2 separate regions of the Homo sapiens genome follow, and region 1 is linked to region 2. The links are chromatin loops, found by intact Hi-C in ENCODE. Cell type or tissue: endothelial cell of umbilical vein. All regions are shown on one strand. Links, peaks and the distances in the headings refer to the core of each region. The heading gives the core; the rest is flanking DNA. Region 1 overlaps ATP11B-DT (ATP11B divergent transcript). Region 2 has its middle 58 kb from the start of ATP11B-DT.

Region 1 (2,823 bases), core at 118-2,617, 50 kb before region 2:
GAGCAACTAGTTTTATAATCTTGTGGGCATTTTGAATTATATAATTGAATGTGCTTCCTTTTGTTGTTGTGGTGGTTGTTCAAAAATTCAGAGGCTTACTTTTAGCCAGTGCCCAGACCCTATGGTGTACATTTTGTGAATTACTTTTACCCCAACTTCTTATTTTGTCTATTCTTAATTTCTTTTTGGTTGGTTACTTCACTTCCTTTATATCTTATTATACTGTATATATATTTTTAAGCCACCTTCAATATTTTTTGAATAGAAGAAATAAAGGAAAATGTAAGACATAATTATTCATGATTATGCCACAAAGACTAATTTTAAAATGAGGTAATGAGCTTCAAATAATCTAATCTGAAGATTATTCAATTTCCTTACCTCCACCATAATTACATGTATATTTTCACTATTTTACAATGACTGTACATGTAATTTGTATGAGTAGGAGATTGACAGGAAAGAAACAAAATGATGAGTAAAGGCTGAAGCCAGGTAAGCCAGGGTGTGGAAAGAGGGGAAAAAATGTAAGAGAGAGGGAAATATGCTGAATCCAAGAGAAAACAAGCGCCGTTCTTTCAGGTTGCAAGAAGTAGCATGGGTTGGAAGTGGAGAACTGGGAAATACTGATTCAAAGAGACTGCTGTATGGGAGGCAGGAAGAAAGTGGCTAGTTGTTCAAGAGATTAGCATTCCCACAGTATCCAGTATCTCTCCAAGTACTTTGCACACTGGTCATCATATAATTGTTTGCTGTAACCTCTTTAATGTCTGTCTTCCCCATGAGACTGTTCTGGAGGGCAAGGACTCAGTTTGTGGAATTCATCAAGAGCTCAAGTGTTTGTTTGTGTGACCAGCTGTTCTATAAAGAATAAGGAAATTTTATGGCTAGGTGTGGTGGCTCAGCACTTTGGGAGGCCACAGCAGGCAGATCACTTGAGGTCAGGAGTTCAAGACCAGCCTGGCCAACATGGTGAAACCCTGTCTCTACTAAAAATACAAAAATTAGCCGGACATGGTGGCGGGTGCCTGTAATCCCAGCTACTCAGGAGGCTGAGGCAGGAGAATCGCTTGAACCCGGGAGGCAGAGGTTGCAGTGAGCCAAGATCTTACTACTGCATTCCAGCCTGAGTGACAGAGTGAGACTGCATCTCAAAAAAAAAAAAAACCAAAAAACAAAAAACCAAAAAACCAAACTAGATTTTAAGTGATCAGTGAAGAAATCAGGGAATTTTCTAGACATCAATGATAAAATGGACTTTTATGAGTAAAAAAGGGTAAAAGAAGATGACTTACTAGTTGAAAAGACCAAATGAAGTAAGAGGTGTTTTCCTATACGATACTGATTCAGTCAGAGACTTCGCAGACTATTCAGTGTTGCTATTCTGGTGAGGTAAATTGGTTTCCTGTAGATAATTCCTAGTGAAATACAACATGAATGTGTCATTACAATCAATTGCTGACAGTTTTATGTGGCCCATTCATAAAATCATACTAAGCACTTTCCTATTCTGGTGTTCAGATACTAACCTCTGGACCTCTCTCTCCACCATCACCTTTTCTGCCACCATTCAGTTATTCCACAAATGTTTGCTAAGCACGTAGCAAACACTAGCCATTGTCCTAGGTGCCTGGGCGAAGAGTCCCATAGGCCTTGCCTTCAAGGAGTTCATAGTTTAAGACCTGGGACACTGCTTCAGAATTAGGTTATTAACAGCAACACAATTTTATGTCTACCATCTTGAGTATAATAAAAATATTGTAGGTGAGAGTATTCAGAAAGGTACCGACCATACCTGTGTTGGAAATTACAGACACATGGAGTAAAAGATAAAGTTTAGAAATTGTTGGTTTTGTCAGCTCCCATTTAAGACTTTCTTGTTCACTGACCAGGTCCTTAATCATTCAACAGAGACATAATAACTTTATTGGATGGAGCAATACTTCTTGCTAATCAGCATATACACACCCAGTGACCTTGCATGAAGAAGCAGCCTGTCTGCAGAAGATTGCATCTCATCTATACAAAGCAGGAGTGATGTTGTCAATGTGTGTGTGTGCATGCATTTATGTATCTGTATGCTTGTGCAGAGAGGGGAAGATGGGGGAGGGGATGTGGCTTTGTTACTTAGCTTGCTTGATTTTTATCCACAGTTATTAAGAGGTAAAACATTGTAGCTCAACCCCTAGAAGTGGTCGTTTGCTTTACAGAGAGGAAAATCTCTGCCCCCTTACCATGGCTTGCATTTCCAGCCCCAAAAGGCAAAAACAGGGAGCACGTAACTCAGTGGAATCAATAGCACGACCAGAAAGTCAATTCAGTCATATGATGGTGGATCAGTATCATCATTGTAAAGGAGAGGAGATCACTGTACTGTCAGATGCATCACTCTGACTTTCCCCCATCACTGTGGAAAAAGGAGGGAAAAAAGCCTTCAATCATAATAGGAAAGGTAAACAGTTTTTCAAACTTACAAACATATGTACATGTCTTCCTCTGTATCATTTCATGTATGTTGTTTTTATGTATGTACCTGTACAAAAAGATGTAAATATCACTTAACCTTGAGTAATATAATAATACATGTGAATTCTAATTTTAGTTCCACTAAGTATTAATAATTAATGGTAACTTCGTTGAGTGTGAGAATTCCACAAGGTTGCGTTAGAATTCTGAATGACATTTTGTTTTTGCTTTATTGGGCTTTGATATGTCAGACAAGAGAATTCAACTTTTCTCCTGTGTGAATGAATTCAATAGTCTGTTGAGAGAGATGCCAGTTTTTAGGTTGCATCCACCATTTTTATTTTTAGCTCCATCTGT
Region 2 (2,823 bases), core at 27-2,526:
AGAACCTAAATGGACTGACTCCTGTTTGTGACTCTTTCTGCTCACGGTTGACATCACAAGGCACGGGAATCTAAGATTTTCACTTACTCTTTTCCTCGTTCGGTGTATACAGCAGAAGCCAGAAGCATCCCGTTGCGGGCAGATAGGATTATACAGATAGGGGCAGAGCCTACGGGCTCCTGGTGCCCTCCTCAAAGCCCACTTACTGGTTGTGTGACTTGGGCCAGTCACTTCCTCTCACTGAGTCTTACTTCCACCATATATAAAATAGGGATAATAATAGTACCTACCTCTTAAGGTTATCATAAGGATTAAATAAAATAACCCACATAAAGTTGCCTGCAGCATAGCAAACACTCAATAGGAGACTTATTTCTAAACATTTTTTTCTTTTTTTAAGACACAGTCTCGCTCTGTCACCCAGGCTGGAGTGCAGTGGTGCAATCTCTCGGCTCACTGCAACCTCTGCCTCCTGGGTTCAAGCAATTCTCCTGCCTCAGCCTCCTGAGTAGCTGGGATTACAGGTGCCCACCGCCATATCTGGCTAATTTTTGTATTTTTAGAAGAGACAGGGTTTCGCCATGCTGGCCTGGCTGGTCTCAAACTCCTGACCTCAGGTGATCTGTCTACCTTGGCCTCCCAAAGTGCTGGGATTACAGGCATGAGCCACTGTACCCGGCCTTATCTCTAAACTTTTATTAAAAGTGATTTTAAAATGTTTTTAGGGGAAGATATAATTTTGTTTATGTAATACAGTATAACATATAATATTCTATTAACCTTTGAAAAATATAAAATACGTAGCTCTACCGAAATATGTTGATTACCATTAAATATTGGTACCTAAGATAGAAATAAAACATCACAAATAGACTGGTTAATTAAGCCTTCTGCCATACATGTGGTGCTGCAAAAGGAAAAATAATGGAACTGTACTAGCACAGTTCGTACTACTATTTCTAATGGAAATACTAGTACTAAAAAGTGAGTTACAATACAAAATATATTAGAATAAATTTCTGCATAGTCTGTAAAAAGTAAACATATCAATTAAAATGGGCACAAAGCAGGCAGCAACATAAATTTGAATGTCTTTCTATAAAGGTAGTGACAGCACATGTAGCCAAATAAATAGTTCAGTAAAAGCTAGCATTAAGTACGGGAGTAAATTACTGCATTTGAAGGAATGCCAATATCATAGTCATGCAGGCAGTTATATCAAATATTTTGCAGAATGTTAGGATAAAGAAAGCAACAAGGAAATAGACTGAATTCCAACGGAAGCCAGCACTATAATTCATACCATATTCCCATAAAAATGAACAGACACATGAAAAAAAGCACCATAGAGGTTTCACTCTTTATTATCATAACCTAGGAAGAATTTTTCTTTAACACTAGCCAAACATCATGCCCATACCCTTTGTACTGCTGAATCTTCATTGCTGGCTGTCACTGCCCTAGAAATGGAGCTGACATTCCTTCAAAACAAGAAATCCACAATTTTAACAGACATATCACCACTATCTTTTCCTTTACAATAGAGTGCTTACTATCAACTCACTGCTATTTTTACTGTTTTCTCCAAGTCTTTGTAATTTTCTTGGTTGTTGCAAGATCTGAATACTACTTGGCAACCCTATTATGGTCCTTTCTCTCGAAGTCTTAAAATACTAAACTGATTTTAATGTTAGAGAGATGCTTGTATTGCCTTTGAACCATGAGTTATGCAAAAGAAAGAGAGATAACTATAAAGAGAAATAGAAATTATTACAGGGCTAATATAAACTCTACACGGATCAGCTTTGTGCCCTATGACACAATTAATTGTAAGATAACTCTTAAAGAGTGTTTTATGTTGCAGCATCCTGCCATTAGGAGGGTATCATAAGTACTATTGCCTGTCATTCACTACACTCCTTGCCTCCTGGTACTGAACTTTTTTATTGGTAGTATTTAATTTGACAGGGGATAATTTTGGGGTACCTCTTTCAGTGGGAAAAATACAAAGTATATGCTAACTTATATGATAGTTTAAATCATTTATGTATATATACACTTTAAACCCCAGGGAGATACTTTTTTTAATGGAGCCTATTAACCTGAGCATGACAATAACTAATTTCAGTGCTTTTAAAAACCTGGTCCATGGAACACTTGCATGAGAATTTCTTGGGGGTATTTGTTAAAAATCCAGATTCATAGTCTCCATCCCCTGTCCCCCTCCAAAATATACTGAACTAGAATCTCATTTTTGAGAAAGTCCCCATTGATCCTAGGCCCAGAAAGTTTGACAACAAGGGCATTTCAGCTTGGAGTTGTTCTTCCCTCTGCCGTGTCTCAGTGAGCATGTAAAAGCCGCCTGAAGAGAACAGTCCTCTTTGGTATTTGCCCAGATGGCCTATCCAGTTTTGGCTCTGCTGAAATCCCCAGGTTCTTTAAGCTCTTGGGTTTGAAATTTGACTTGTGATGTTTGCCATGGACCCTTCTCCTTGTTTGATCACCTTCCTGAACAGTCTTCTCTAGACAGTTACCTTTTTCCTGATCCGTTTTCTCATCCCCCAAACTGCACACACTCCACTGGCTGCTTTGCCCGATATACTCCCTTCATTTGGATACACCTCACCTGTGGCTCAGGAGAGGGAACTCCCTGTTAGTGGGGTCCTTCTTAGGCAGACTCTCTCCTCAGCTCAGACAAGCCATGGAAAGGGGTACTTAAAAAGATAAGACATGTAGCCTCCTCACTCAGGGAGTAGACCTGTAGGCATCCCAAAGAGGAACTTGTGACCAAAAAACATAAATTAGACTTCAGTGGGATGCAGA

The links. Hi-C counts contacts between places; a loop is a spot of excess contacts. Peaks named below come from ENCODE experiments on the same cell type or tissue, not always from the same donor. Only the 100,000 strongest peaks of a DNase experiment are listed, where the experiment ranks them.
Region 1: it touches region 2 in a loop (7-fold over the local background); 11 of 110 quality-filtered maps call a loop at or near these places.

The regions. Positions count from the first base shown.
Region 1 is chr3:182,783,935-182,786,757 of GRCh38, reverse strand. It overlaps ATP11B-DT (ATP11B divergent transcript), which reads left to right. Exons shown (of 3, transcript NR_187316.1): 3 at 1,893-2,823. Among named protein-coding and RNA genes, the nearest start is that of ATP11B-DT, 8.0 kb to the left of the region's middle. In endothelial cell of umbilical vein, for the core only: no CTCF peak of the experiment used is centred there; a DNase peak (open chromatin) is centred at 1,417.
Region 2 is chr3:182,734,314-182,737,136 of GRCh38, reverse strand. No RefSeq gene overlaps it. Among named protein-coding and RNA genes, the nearest start is that of ATP11B-DT, 58 kb to the left of the region's middle. RefSeq lists a silencer at 2,690-2,823. In endothelial cell of umbilical vein, for the core only: no CTCF peak of the experiment used is centred there; a DNase peak (open chromatin) is centred at 1,286; H3K27ac peaks cover 596 bases.